Linked DNA regions of Homo sapiens: region 2 is linked to region 1. A link is an interaction called in ENCODE POLR2A ChIA-PET data of the cell type or tissue named here. Cell type or tissue: GM12878. All regions are shown on one strand. Each heading gives the region's core, and the rest is flanking DNA. Links, peaks and the distances in the headings are about the cores only.

What was found. ChIA-PET counts read pairs that join two places held together with the same protein. Peaks named below come from ENCODE experiments on the same cell type or tissue, not always from the same donor. Only the 100,000 strongest peaks of a DNase experiment are listed, where the experiment ranks them.
Region 2: POLR2A ChIA-PET joins it to region 1 with 18 read pairs; 4 of 35 experiments call an interaction of 5 or more read pairs at or near these places.

Annotation. Positions count from the first base shown.
Region 1 is chr11:66,124,061-66,131,300 of GRCh38, forward strand. The region is part of intron 1 of PACS1 (phosphofurin acidic cluster sorting protein 1); the gene reads left to right. Among named protein-coding and RNA genes, the nearest start is that of PACS1, 57 kb to the left of the region's middle. RefSeq lists enhancers at 2,732-2,791, 2,738-3,032, 3,282-3,941 and a silencer at 3,392-3,451. In GM12878, for the core only: a CTCF peak has its summit at 2,827; DNase peaks (open chromatin) are centred at 2,176 and 2,901; H3K4me3 peaks cover 2,955 bases; H3K27ac peaks cover 4,113 bases.
Region 2 is chr11:66,219,149-66,226,388 of GRCh38, forward strand. PACS1 (phosphofurin acidic cluster sorting protein 1) reads left to right here. Exons shown (of 24, transcript NM_018026.4): 8 at 598-657; 9 at 1,483-1,643; 10 at 2,006-2,099. Among named protein-coding and RNA genes, the nearest start is that of KLC2, 35 kb to the right of the region's middle. RefSeq lists enhancers at 3,422-3,521, 3,582-3,821, 3,627-4,127, 4,128-4,628. In GM12878, for the core only: CTCF peaks have their summits at 2,659 and 3,712 (motif pointing right); DNase peaks (open chromatin) are centred at 2,713 and 3,673; H3K27ac peaks cover 1,291 bases.

The DNA.
Region 1 (7,240 bases), core at 712-5,711:
CAATACCGTCTAGTTGTAAAAAAGACGGAACTGTTTCAGGCCATGGGCATTCTAGTGGGAAGACAAATATTTAATCTCAAGTGTGCAAAATGCTGCCATAGAACAGGAGTGCAGTGGAGCATAATAGGAGCTCTGGACCTTGTCTGAACACATAAAAGAAGCCTTTTTCCTAAGGAGTGATTGCTTAAGTTGAAACCTGAAGGATGTGTGGGAATTAGCTAAGTGAAGAGAAGGAAGAGTTCCAGGCAGAGAAAACTGTGGACATAATGGCTTTGGGCAAGTTACTCAGCTTCTTCTCTGCTTCAGTGTCTTCATCTATAAAATGGGAATAATATAACCTAGAGTTATATAGTTAGGGTTGTTGTGATCATAAAGACAGTATTTTAAGTCATCATCTTCTAATATTTCTGAAGTGGGGCATAATTGGTTCATTCAGGATAACTTCTGGGTCCACGTTTATGTATTGAATGGCTAAATGTATGGATCTGCTTACTGCACTTTAACCTTGTTCTTTACCTGCTCTGAAGCCTTTCTTGCATTTTAATGACAAGAACGGTGTATTTTGCCTTTCAGTGAGTTTGTTAATTATGGAGATCAAACTCTGCCTTTCATTACTGCATAAGTCTCATGGTGTGTCAGACATCTTAGGTCAGTGTGTGTCATCAGTTAGAATGCTTTCACCTTCAAGAAACAGAAAAGCCAGCTCAATGACTTAAACACACAGATGTTTATCATTTCAGAAAACAAAAGTCTGGGGCAAGGGTGAGTCCAGTGCTGGTTAACTGAGCAGCCTGGCAAAGGCATCAAGGAGCCAAGTTCATTTTGCCCTCCTGCTTTGTCATCCTCAGTACAGGCTTGCCCGCTGGCTCCCCATGGTCTCAGGTGGCCTGTCGCAGTTCCAGGTGCCACAGGGAGACACCAGAACATCCCATTGAGGAGGAGGAACTGTTTCTTTCCATGTCTGTCTCTTTATTGATGAACATTTGGGTGGCTTCCACCTTTTGTCCATTGTGAATAATGCTGCTATGAACATTGGTGAACAATAAATTCTTTTTAAAAATACAGCATCTAGGGGCTAAGCTATGAGGATGCAGAGGCATAAGAATGATACAATGGACTTTGGGGACTCGGGTGAAAGGGCAGGAGGCAGGTGAGGGATAAAATACTGCAAATTGGGTACAGTGTATACTGCTTGGGTGTTGGGTGCACCAAAATCTCAAAAACCTACGGAAATAAAAAATTAAAGTACCACATCAATTAATGCGTAGACCAAATCTTATTGCAATTAAATTTCTACTTTTAGCATCATTTGCTACAATGAAGTTCTAGTATTTGAAATATTTTGAGCCACTGACTTGCTGTTTAATGGGATTTGATCCCATAGTAAAGAAGATATAAACCAAGTAAGTCAAAAGGATCTTAGAAGCAATTTTATTCCATCCTCTATTTTGAAGATGTTCTGGATTCAGAGTGATTTTCCAGGGTCAGAGAGCTAAGTCATGTTAAATAATTCAAAGTGTATGAAAATACACATTACTCACAGATTCAAGTAGAGTAACCAGGGGTGTCTTTTGCCTCTAGTCTTACTCTAACCAGTGTCTAACTATGCCTGTGTAGATAAAATAAAATAGAAAACTGGGATAATTCAGGTATTCAAGTAATTGAAGAAAATCAGTCCTGTTTAAAATATCTGGGCAGGCCGGGCATGGTGGCTCATGCCTGTAATCCCAGCACTTTGGGAGGCCGAGGCAGGCAGATTACTTGAGGTCGGGAGTTCAAGACCAGCCTGGCCAACATGGTGAAACCTCGTCTCTACTAAAAATACAAAAATTAGTCATGCATGGCGGCGCATGCCTGTAATCCCAGCTACTCGGGAGGCTGAGGCAGGAGAATTGCTTGAGTCCAGGGAGCAGAGGTTACAGTGAGCCGAGATTGTACCATTGCACTCTAGCCTGGGTGACAGAGCAAGACTCTGCCTCAAAAAAAAAAAAAAAAAAATGTGGGCAACTCTAATACTTAGCTTTTAGGTATTTGCTTCAGTAGTCCACTTTATGTGTTAGTGTTCGACATTACTAGTGGGATTTTGCTTCTCATGCTCTATTTTCTGATTTCTATCACCAGTGGTTTCATAGTTGTATACAGTAATCTCTGGTTAGAGACAGAGGCAGTGGCCTGCTGGGGAACACACCAGACGGAAAGTGAGAGTTCCTTGTTTTGGGCTTTACTTTGCCCTTGACTTCCAGTAATCAGGGTGTTTCCTTGTTCTGAAACACGCTTGTGTTAGTCACAACAGGTTCACAACTGGCAGACAGGTAATCCCTGAACAAGTAAATCCCAGTGGAACCAGAAAACTGGGTCTTGTTTTCCTTAATTGGAACCTGACTTAGAATCAGCTATTGAACTGGGAAACAAACAAAAAATAAGTGTTAGCCATTAGAAAATGAATTTAAATTACTGGTCTGTCCCTATTTAGAATTTCTTGCAATCATTTCCACTGTATGTAACACTGAAATCCTTTGTGGTTGTCTGCTGCAAAAGTGAATCTTTGACCCAGCAACTTTAAATGCTTTTGACACCATTGGGAATTTTGAGAATTGTTAATTTAATCTGCACTTGTCCTAGGTGGGGGTGGGGATGAGGGAGAAGTGATGTCCTTTTGCATTGGCAGTTATGCTGTTTGTAAGCAGAGGCTTGTGCTTCTGGAACTTATGTTTACTAGGGAGTGATTATTAGCATAATAAGTATCATATTCTAGCTTTTATTTCTGGAGGCAGTAAAGAGCCAGCCAAGCAGAGAGAAGAGTGGGAGGTGACTGGCAGCAAGGGCCTCGTCGCTATTAGTGCAACACTGCTGCGGGTGGAGGAGCTTTTCATCAAAGCAGGAAGAAGGGGAGGCCTTTTCTGCCTATGACTCCAACTTCCCTGCATGCCACGTCTTTGCAGGCCTGCAGTGAGGTTAGGATGTAAACGACTTTCTTTTCTTTCCCATCCCAAGCTCATCATGGGTTCTCTCTAACTGATTCTTGTTCTCTTAGTAATTATTTAGCTGTCAAGCAGGGACTTGTCCTGACAAGGAGAACGGGAAGGCCCTCTGGTTCCTGTCTACACAATGTCTGTAGTCCCTTCTCTCAAAGACTCAGTGTTGAGACTCACATGTCTCCCCGAAGGGAAGGAGGAGGCATTCAAGTAGAAACACATTTACGTCAACAGGTTTTCTGAACCCCCGGTGAATTTTGAGTTCTTAGTGCAACCTTCCCCTGCTTCACCGTTCCTGTTTCTTCTCTGTGCCTCTGTTTTCCGGTTGGGGAAGTGGAAAGGATCCTGACTCTGGAGGAAAGTGGAGAAGAACCAGTGGGCCCGACTGCATCAAGAGCCTCCCCTTAGCAGAGAACCGCCTGGTCCTCCTCACTCATACGTGCTGTCTGTGTGCAGGGTGCTCATGGGAGATGTTGAAGAGGTGTAAGAAGGCTTCTTCTCTGTGTAACTGGGGAGCAAGACATGCACACAAAGACAAGTGCATCAGGGTACGTTCAGTGTGTAACTTAAAATAAGCGACAGACATAGTGTGGTGGGCAGAACTGTGTGTATTTCAGACAGCGGCTCAAGGACTGCTTGTCTCTTTGTAGGAACACTGTAGGCCAGAATCAGTCTGTTAAATGGGAGTTGATGTCCTGTGACACTTTTCTAGATTAAATCGTCCTAATACTCTACAATAAATGCTTTTGTTTTTAGTTACTTGAGGGAAAAGATGGTATTTTTCAAAAAGTGAGACAGAAAAAGGCATATGGGACATTGTATGTATGTCCTGGTATGTGTGCACACCACCACCTGTGAAGCAGCCTTGCTGCTAAAGTAGACCCCGAGTTTGATAAAACGCCTAGATCTTACTGTGTATTTATAGGAAATACGAGGGATGGAGAAACATTGTAAATGGCTTTTTGGGGATAGAATCAGCAAATTCCAAACTGCATTATAGGATAAACAGAACAGTTTTTTCAACAAATAAATCATAAGGGGAAAAGGTGAGAAAAAAGCCTCTATAGATAAAAAGAGATTGAAGAGATGAATGAACCAATAGTCATATATGATTGATTCAGACAAAATGAAGAAAATGTGAGGCAATCTGGGAAATGTGGACACTGACTGATTATTTGATGGTATTAATGGTATTAAGAAGTTTATTTTATAAAACAAACCAAAAAAGACAAGAGGAAATTTATCTTATATTGAATATTGACAACAAATAATTAAATTTAAAAAATTTGTTAGTTAAGTGTGAAAATTGTGGATACATTTTAAAAGAATATCCTTTAAAGAGACATACATATTGAAATATTTACATATGAAAAGAAATGCTGTCTGTGATTTGCTTCAGAATAGCCCAGGCAAGGGAGTAGGTGGGAGAATCACTGACACAGGACTGGTTATGCATTAAACATCGTTGAAGCTGGGTGTTGGGCAAACTAGGCTCATTCTACTGTTCTACTGTGTATATGTTTGAAAATTTTAGAATTAAATTTTAAAATTTAACAAGTGAGTGAGGGCTGGGCACAGTGGCTCATGCCTGTAATCCCAGCACTTTGGGAGGCTGAGGAGGGTGGATCACCTGAGGTTAGGAGTTCGAGACCAGCCTGGCCAACATGGGGAAACCCTGTCTGTACTAAAATTACAAAAATTAGCCAGGCGTAGTGACATGCGCCTGTAATCTCAGCTACTTAAGAGGCTGAGGCAGGAGAATCACTTGAACCCGTGAGGCGGAGGTTGCAGTGAGCCGAGATCGTGCCACTGTACTCCATCCTGGGCAACAGAGCCGGACTCCATCTCAAAAAAAAAAAAAAATGTGAGTGAGATATCTTGACAAAAGACGGAGTAGTGGTTGCCTGGAGCCTGGGTAAAGGGGTGGCGTGGCTGCAGAGGGGCACAAGGGATCTTTTGGGGTGATGGGAATGATCTGCGTCTTGGCTATGATGGTGATTTCATGGGTACGTACATTTAAACTAATCAAACTGTTCATTTAAATGTGTGTATTTTATTGTATGTAAATTATACTGTAATGTCAATTTAAAAATTGATTAAAGTTAGTAAGAAGGGGCCAGGTGTGGTGGCTCATGCCTGTAATCCCAGCACTTGGGGAGGCCGAGGTGGACAGATCACCTGAAGTCAGGAGTTCAAAACCAGCCTGACCAAGATGGTGAAACCCTGTCTCTACTGAAAATACAACAATTAGCCAGGTGTGGTGGCGCGCACTTGTAATCCCAGCTACTTAGGAAGTTGAGGCAGGAGAATCACTTGTACCTGGAAGGTGGAGGTGGCAGTGAGCTGAGATCGCACCACTGCACTCCAGGCTGGGTGACAGAGCAAGACTCCATATCAAAAAAAAAAAAGGGTTTAAAAAATATTATTATTATTATTATTATTATTATTATTATTAAAATAGAGACGGGGCCTAACTATATTGCCCAGGCTGGTCTCGAACTCCTGGGCTCAAGTGATCCACCCTCAGCCTCCCAAAGTGTTGGGATAATGGTGTGAGCCACTGTGCTTGGCCAGTAAGAAGGGTTTTTGTGTATTATACACATAGTGTGGAATCAGTAGTGTCAGAAGTGTGAGGCACCCAGCACTGCCAGGCAGCAGGGATTACCTGGCTTGTGCTGCATCTTTATTTTTCCCTTCACCTCAAGTTAACTTTATCGTTCATATTTCTGATTTTGCAGTAGTGTCTCTAATTTCTCCTTGCAGCTGTAGAGTCAGCTTGAATTTTGTGATGTTTGTCCATGTGTCTGCCATCCAAAAGGACATGCATTTTTATGCTAGAATAAATGATGTTAGGAGGACATCTACCCATTTATGATAATTCTTTAAACATTCAATTGGCTACATTATAATAGTCAAGCACTAAGGGTACACCTGAGCTGAAAACAATTCAGCTGGATTATAATTTTGATTTATTTTCCATCCAGTCTACCAACCAACCAACCAGTCAGCCAGTCAGCATTTATTGAATGTATTCTTTGCACCATCCCCCGAGTTGGGTTTTGGGTGCATGAGGATGAATATGATACAGTCCTGCCCTTAAGGATGTAACTTTCAGGGTGAGAAGATAGCTGTGTATATGTATAATTTCAGCAGCATGACAAATGCCATGGTCAAAGTGGGTGCAAGATGCAATATAGTAGGCCGCATTTATACATGTTGGCCTCCTCCCTCCCTCCCCTCTAGCCCCCTTCCTTACCTGGTAAGTCAAATGAACCAAATGTCAAACAGTTTGGAAAGGAGAGTTGAAGCAGAAGGAAACTTCCTTCTGCCCCTTTGAATTTGTTACTTTTTCTTCCAATTAAAAATGTGTTATTTTTACAATACCATTATATTGACATTGCAAGGGTCCCTGATGTTTTTATTGTTTTCTGTTGTCACTTTGTATCTCTTCTCCCATTCCCATCCCACTCCCATTAGCATCTTCTCTGATGTGTTTAATATGTATCCTTGGATATATATGTATTCTTACATGGTGTTTTCTGTAAATTTATATAAATAGTATTACATGATAATTCTCATTCTGATCCTTTCTTCATTTAAAACTATGTTTTTCAGTTCTGTTGGTGTTGTGTTTATATGGTGCTTTTAGCCACTGCATTGTATTTTTATTGCTCTGTCTACTGCGTTTTATTTGCCTGTTCCCCTAAGTGACAGACACCTTATTTGTTCTCCCTGTACCACAAACAATGCTCTGTGGGTATAGTGGCTCACACTTATAGTCTCAGAACTTTGGGGAGGCTGAGGCAGAAGGATCGCTTGAGCCCAGGAGTTCGAGACCAACCCGGGCAATGTGACAAAAACCTCATCTCTGCCAGAAATTAAAAACTTAGTTGAGCACAGTGGCATGTGCCTGTGGTCCCAGCTACTTGAGAGACTGGGGTGGGAGGATCGCTTGAGCCCAGGACGTTCAGGCTGCAGTGAGCCTTGATTGTGCCACCACTGCACTCCAGCCTGGGCAACAGAGTGAGACTGTCTCAAAAAAAAAGATAAAACTAAATAAATTAATAAGAAGATCCTCATATATGTCTTCTTACGAACTTGTACAAGAGTTTCTCTGGCTAAATACCAACAAGTATCATTGTTGGGTCACAGAGTATAATCATATTTAATTTCACTAAGTAATGCATGATTGCTTAATTTGTATTTCCACTACTAAGTGCAGTCCTTAGTATTTGACTTTAAAACTTTTGTGAGTTTGGCAGGTT
Region 2 (7,240 bases), core at 1,492-6,491, 96 kb after region 1:
TGTCAGCTGAAGGCTGTTGCTATGATCCCAGAGAGGCAAGGAGAAAGGCCTGACTGGAAACAGTGGTGTCACAGATGGAAAAGGGAGGATCTGGGGTAGCTAGAATGGGCCTGCGGGGAGAACGAGAAGGAGAGACTCCAGGCGTAGATGTTGGTTCAGGTGTGTTGGCGACATCAGTAAGAGGATCGGGGTGCAAGGAGAAGACGGGACGCTGCGTTCCACCGTGGAGGTGGTAAGGCTGAGGTGCCCGCGCTGTGCATGCGCAGGTAGGAGTCAGCAGTGGGCACTGTGAATCCGAAGGGCAAGAGAAAGGGATGAGCTGGAGACCCACATTTGGGAGGTGTTGGGGCACAGGGGGGTGGAGGACCTGGGGATAGACATTCCTTCTCCCCGCAGCTGCACCCAAGGCCCAGGAGCTACACTGGAATTTGGCCTGTCTTCCTGACAGGCTTTGAGTGCCAAGGGCAGAGACCAAGTCCTCCAGTCTTCGTGTCTTCCCACAGCTCGTCATGAAAGTGGGCTCTGGTGGGTGTTTATTGACTTGAATTGACCCCAAGTGGACGTTGCTGAGAACTGTCATGCGATTTGTCCCTACAGCAACCTAACATCAAACAGAAGTTTGTGGCCCTCCTGAAGCGGTTTAAAGTTTCAGATGAGGTATGGCCTCTTACTCCCAAGGTTAATGGTGAGTAGAATTCCCCGGGTTTCACCCAGCATCCCTGGAGTACACTCTGTATTGCCACTGAGAGTCAGGATTCTAGGATTAATATTCCTGCTCCCCGTGGCATACCTGGTAGAGCCCTAAGGGAGAGGGTGGCTAAGAAGGACTTAAGCAAGCAGAGGAGAGAGAGGCTATGCACACAACGCAGGGCAGCACAGCTACGCCCGACCCTTGGTGATGCGCAAGCCTCTGGCATGCGATACAGGGACAGACCCAGCGGATGCTGCTGCGGTTGTCACTTAATTTCCCCTCTTATCCCACGGGAACATCAGTGAGCAGCAGCTTGTGAGGTGGAAATGTCCTTGTTGGTCAGCCCTGGAATAACCAGGAATGGGGCTGCTGAGAGAGAAGCAGTCTTTTCCCTGGGCTCCGGGAGGGGCCCGTTTCCACAGGCCTCTCAGTGGGCTAACAGAGGGATAAAGATGAAAATTGTTGAGAGCGATTGCTTCGCCTTCCTGTGAGCTGTAAGGAGGGTAGGAAGAACCCACATGGGCGATGGGCCTCGGGATTCCTCAGCTGTCCCTCCTGGCACAGCTTCACAGTGTGGAGCGGTGGCAGGAACTGGGGGGAAGGTGGCCTCACCATGTCCCCGCCCTCAGGCTGGATCATGGAAATGACGTGAAGGTTACTCCAGCCAGTGTGAAGCTCTGGCATGTCCCTTAAGCAGGACTATAAGGGCAGCCCAGGAGAAAGGAGCTGCTCATCAACCAAAATTGTTAATAGGGATGACCCTAAATTCAGAGACTCCTTTTTCCCTGCAGGTGGGCTTTGGGCTGGAGCATGTGTCCCGCGAGCAGATCCGGGAAGTGGAAGAGGACTTGGATGAATTGTATGACAGTCTGGAGATGTACAACCCCAGCGACAGTGGCCCTGAGATGGAGGAGACAGAAAGCATCCTCAGCACGCCAAAGCCCAAGCTCAAGTGAGCCCCCCTCTCTGTAGCTGGCCTCCAGACTCTCCTTCCTGGCCATAGCAGTCTCCTGACCCCTCCCTCGCTGTCCCCTCTATTACCAGAGAATCTTGGTCCTTCATCCTTTCTGAACCTCTGGCTGTCTTGGAGAAGGTCACTGTTTTGCCTCTCACTGACAGAAGTCCTATAGGACTCTCAGGAAGTACCCCCTCTCCTGACCCGCCCCTCCTCTTCACCCTGCACTTCCCTGCTCACCGGGCGTTCTGGACACCTGTAGCTTGTTGACCCACCCTGAATGCCAGCTCCATTCAACTCTCCCAGCATGCTGTTCTGAGCCCTGGCAGCACTGACCCTGGCTGTGCTCTTCACCACAGGCCTTTCTTTGAGGGGATGTCGCAGTCCAGCTCCCAGACGGAGATTGGCAGCCTCAACAGCAAAGGCAGCCTCGGAAAAGACACCACCAGCCCTGTGAGCGCAACCGCGACTGCGGGGCGGGGTGGGACCGTGGCATGTCAGGGCTCGACGCTCTGGCCCTCTGCATCTCTGATCAGGGCTCATGTTGTGACCTTAGAAAAGTGGCCCCATTGGCTGGGCATGGTGGATCACAACTGTAATCCTGGCACTTTGGGAGGTGGAGTCGGGCAGATCATGAGGTCAAGAGATTGAGAGCATTCTGGCCAACATGGTGACACCCCATCTCTACTAAAAATACAAAAATTACCTGGGCGTGATGGTGTGCACCTGTAGTCCCAGCTACTCAGGAGGATGAGGCAGGAGAATCACTTGAAGCCGGGAGGCGGAGGTTGCAGTGAGCCAAGATTGAGCCACTGCACTCCAGCCTGGCGACAGAGCGAGATTCCCTCAAAAAAAAAAAAAAAAGAAAAGAAAAAAGAAAATGGCCTCATCTTGTTTCAGCCTCAGTTTTCCTCCCCTCAGTCTGGCTGGGAGCTTAGCTCTTTGGGGTCATTGCTGTGTCAGGCTGGGTTGTTCCTTTTGGTCTGTTTCTGCCATGGCCCAGCGCCTTCCCTCTCAGAATACATACAATCTCCCCCTCTGCTGGGCGTGGTGACTCATGTCTATAATCCCAGCTCTTTGGGAGGCCAGGGCGGGTGGATCACTTGAGCCTAGGAGTTCGAAACCAGCCTGAGCAACATGGTGAAAGCCCATCTCTACGAAAAATGCAAAAGTTAGCCAGGCATGGTGGTGCACGTCTGTAGACCCAGCTACTTGGGAGGCTGAGGCAGGAGGATCCCTTGAGCCCAGGAGGCAGAAGCTGCAGTGAGCTGTGATCGCACCACTGCTCTCCAGCCTAGGTGACAGAACAAGACCTTATCTCAACAAACAAAAACCTCTCCCTTCGTGTCTGTTCTGTGGTAGCTGAGAGTGTGGCATGGAGTGGGCGTTTGGCCAGTAGTGAGTGGCCCTGCACCAGACTGGGGAAGGAGCAGGTATGGAGAGGAGGGGAGCCACTGAGACGTGCTCAGGAGGCCCTAGTAGGCTTTATTGGGCCAAGAATCCATAGAGGGGAGCAGTGCCCCGAGAAAATTTATAATTTAGTCAAGAGGTTTCCATTTTTTCTGGTGAGCAAGGGGAAAAGGGGGCATGTACTGTAGCAGCCGGAGCCACGACCTGGGCCTTGCTCCGCCCCTCCTAGAAAGGCCCTGCTCCCTCAGCAGATCACAGGCAGGGGTGGGTGTGAGCCTGAAGTGACCTCAGGCCCTAGGAAGCTGCTCTTCCTTCGTTTACAATGGAAGGCAAGTGAGTGTTGTCGCGATGTGAGTGCCCAGCTTAGGATTTGCCCTCCAAAGCCCAGTGTCTTTTCTGTAGATCAAAGAAACAAATCCTTTAAGTCCTCCTGTTCACCTGCTTTACTGGCAGATGAAGCCTACTCATGGTTCACCAGGGGGAATACCAAACTCGCCCTGCAGATCGGTAGTAATTGTGCGGAGATGATAGGAAACAGGAGAGGCCTCTACCGCTGAAAAGCACGGGTCTGAAAGGGCAGGTGCCTGTCCTGGAAACCACCTTCTCTTGGGGCATCCCCTGGCTGCCCTTCTGCCTGTTGCCACCAGGTGGGGCTCTCTCCCAGCTCACCGTTCTTCCTGCTTAGGACAGCGCCCCACGTGACGTTAGTGAGGCAATGCATGGGAAACTGCAGCCCAAACAGACTCCTCCCTGGGAGAAACCCCAGCCCTGCCCCTGCAGACCCTGCACCCTAGACGCCGTTCCAGGCCGGGTTCATGGGGATCCAAGAACTGAGGAGACCTCGATTTACAAAAAAAAAAAAAAAAAAAAAAAACTCTTTCTAAATTTATTTTTTATTTTTATTGGAGTCGGAGTTTTGCTCTTATCGCCCAGGCAGGAGTGCAATGGAGCGATCTCGGCTCACTGCAACTTTCACCTCCCGGGTGCCAGCGATTCTCCTGCCTCAGCCTCCCGAGTAGCTGGGACTGCAGGCACGTGCCACCCACACCCGGCTAATTTTTGTATTTTTAGTAGAGATGGGGTTTCTCCATGTTGGCCAGGCTGGTCTCAAACTCCTGACCTCAGGTGATCCGCCCGCCTCAGCTTCCCAAAGTGCTGGGATTAGAGGCTTGAGCCGCTGTGCCCGGCCTATTTTTTTTTTTTTGAGATAGGGTCTCGCTGTACTCCCCAGGCTGGAGTGCAGTGTGTACCCAGCCACCTCACTTTCTTTGGTATTAGTGTTTAGGATGTGGCTTGGAGATGCATTTCCTCACATGGAACTGCTGAATGGCCCTGCTGAATTGACAGCATCCACATGGGCAAACCCTACTGGGCAAACCCTACCCCTGGCCATGAGAGCTAAATTCCCTCTTAACTATATGGGATGACTCTAGAAAGATACCTGGGAGCTGGCTGAGGGAGGACTCTTTCTTAGTGTTCTAGGAATGTAGAGCAAGTGCCCTAATATAACAAAATGTAACTAAATCACTAACTGAGACAGTGCCCCAAAAGCAGTAAGCAGAACACCTAACACTGTGGATGTTCAATAAATGTTAGTTACCTGACTTATAAAACTTACAGAAAAAATTACTTAGACACTCTGAGCCTCGGTGCCTCATCTGTAGGGTTGTGGTGTCGGTATAGGAGCCCATTTGGCTCAAAAGCCAGTTGAGGGCGGACACGGTGGCTCAAACCTGTAATCCCAGCACTTTGGGAGGCCGAGGTGGGTGGACCACTTGAGGTCAGGAGTTCGAGACCAGCCTGGCCAACATGGCAAAACCCTGTTTCTACTAAAAATACAAAATTAGCCAGGCATGGTGATGCACACCTGTAATCCCAGCTACTCGCGTGGCTGAGGCAGAGAATTGCTTGAACCTGGGAAGCAGAGGTTGCATTGAGCCAAGATCCCGCCACTGCACTCCAGCCTGGGTAACAGAGCAAGACTCCATCTCAAAAAAAAAAAAAAAAAAAAAGCCAGGTGAGTGTCAGCCTTTATAATATGATGGCCTAAGGGCCTCTGTCAGGGCAAAAACACATTTGGGACAGGGTAGAGCTTCTGAGTTTGAGTCTTGACTCCACCACTCCACTGACTGTGTGATCTTGGGCATGTTACCACGCCTTTGCTTCCTCATCTACAAGGTACGTGTTAAAGCTCGTGCCTCCCAAGGTAGTGAGGAGATGGAACAGGATCATGCACATCAGACTGCTGCGTGGGGTGTGCCTGATTGACTTACTGCACACAGAGCACTGCTCATTGCTCACCGACTACTATTGCTTTTATTATTATAATTCCTTAGTGCCATTTCAGTTGTGGACTCCTAAAATTGATAGAATCTAGATGTCTTTTTAGTGAGTCCTTCAAATTCTGGTTCCCTTGGCCACGTTTCAGACTCACTTTGCTGGTTCTGTGCTGATATTTCTATTTTGAAGAGCCCCATATGTCTGGATGTGGGTGTGAAACTTTGGAATCCTTTGGTATGAAAGGCGCTTTGGGAACAGCAGAACCAGACTGCGCTCTTAAATGGAGAACTTCTGAATGGATTAGGAAAAACCACGAGATTGTGCACCTGTAGGCAGGTGTGCACGCACCACCTCAACTTGTGTCCTCTCTTCCCTGGTTTCCTAGCACTGTTATTTATTTATTTTTCTTAATCTTGCTTTTTGTTCCCCACATTTTAGAGGATTCAGTTTATCGCTAGAACCAGAAAGAATTTCTCCTGATACGAATTATTCCAGTTGTTGAATTTTCCCAAGGCTTGAGCACACAATGGCAACATAATTTGGTTCTCCAAGCTGATAACAATGAGCCCTGACAGTGCGTCAGGGCAGCCACAGATGCAGACTTCCAGCCAGGACTGCCTGCTGCTAAGTCGCTATTTCCACAGCACTATAAATAATGGCATTAGAGCCTAGTCCTTCATGAAATGATAGCCTACACATTACCCACTCTTGCCCCCTTCTCTCTGACACGGGCCTACACTCTTACCCTTCAGCAGCTGACATTGTCCATGAGCACAGTGGTGCAGACTTCTGGGACCTCTAGTGATACCTCATCCATATCCCATGCCAAACACTTGGTCAGACACAGCTGGAGTCCTGCTGGTGTTCCAACATCTTTTGGGGGAAAAAGCCCTTTAGTGTTTATAGAAGCAGGAACAGAAATGTGATGAAATTGGGAATTTGTCCCCAGGAGGATTGTCTGGGACATCTGGAAGAGCCAGTAAATAGCCAGCAGGTGTCCTCTAAGCCCAATCCAAGTTAAAGATATTATCAGGAGATGGATATGCTAATTACCTTGATTTAATCATTTCACAGTGTATCCATACATCAAAACATGTTGTATACTGTAAATATATACAATTTTTATTTGTCAATTATAGCTTAATAAAGCTGGGAGGAATAAAGATCTTAATAAATGTTGCAGCTTTGACATGGAAGCAATGCTGTAGCTGTCATAGGGCTTAACAACAAGGCGTGCTACTTCAAAACCTCCCAGCAGACCTGTGTTATCACCCAGTTCATTCTCTTTAAAACGCGTTTAATTAATTTGTCATATTGAGATCGAAAATGGAGTGAAATTATCTCTAGTCTCAGGTCTAACCAGAGCTTTTCCATGATTCTAGATTCTATTAATGTTGGCCGAGGCTGGGCGTGGTGGCTCACACCTGTAATCCCAGCACTTTGGGAGGCTGAGGCAGGTGGATCACTTGAGGTCAGGAGTTCAAGACCAGCCTGGTCAATCAACATGGTAAAAGCTGTCTCTACCAAAAATACAAAAATTAGGCAGGCATGGTGGCAGACGCTTGTAATCCTAGCTAATCAGGAAGCTGAGGCAGGAAAATCACTTGAACCCGGGAGGCAGAGGTTGCAGTGAGCCAAGATTGCACCACTACACCCCAGCCTGGGCAATAGAGTGAGATTCAGTCTCAAAAAAACAACAGCAACAACAACATTGGCTGATCATATAGAGAAGGTGTAAATGAGCTAGCTCTGCAATCTGGAAGCAACCTGTTCTGTGGCTGTGAGCCATTACACAAGCCAAACCATCTGAAGATCTGGGGTCCCAGAGTCTGGCTCAGGCATGCTGAGTTAGTCCTGCAAATGGCCTGGAGCAGGGGTTCTCAACTGGGGATGATTTTGCCTCC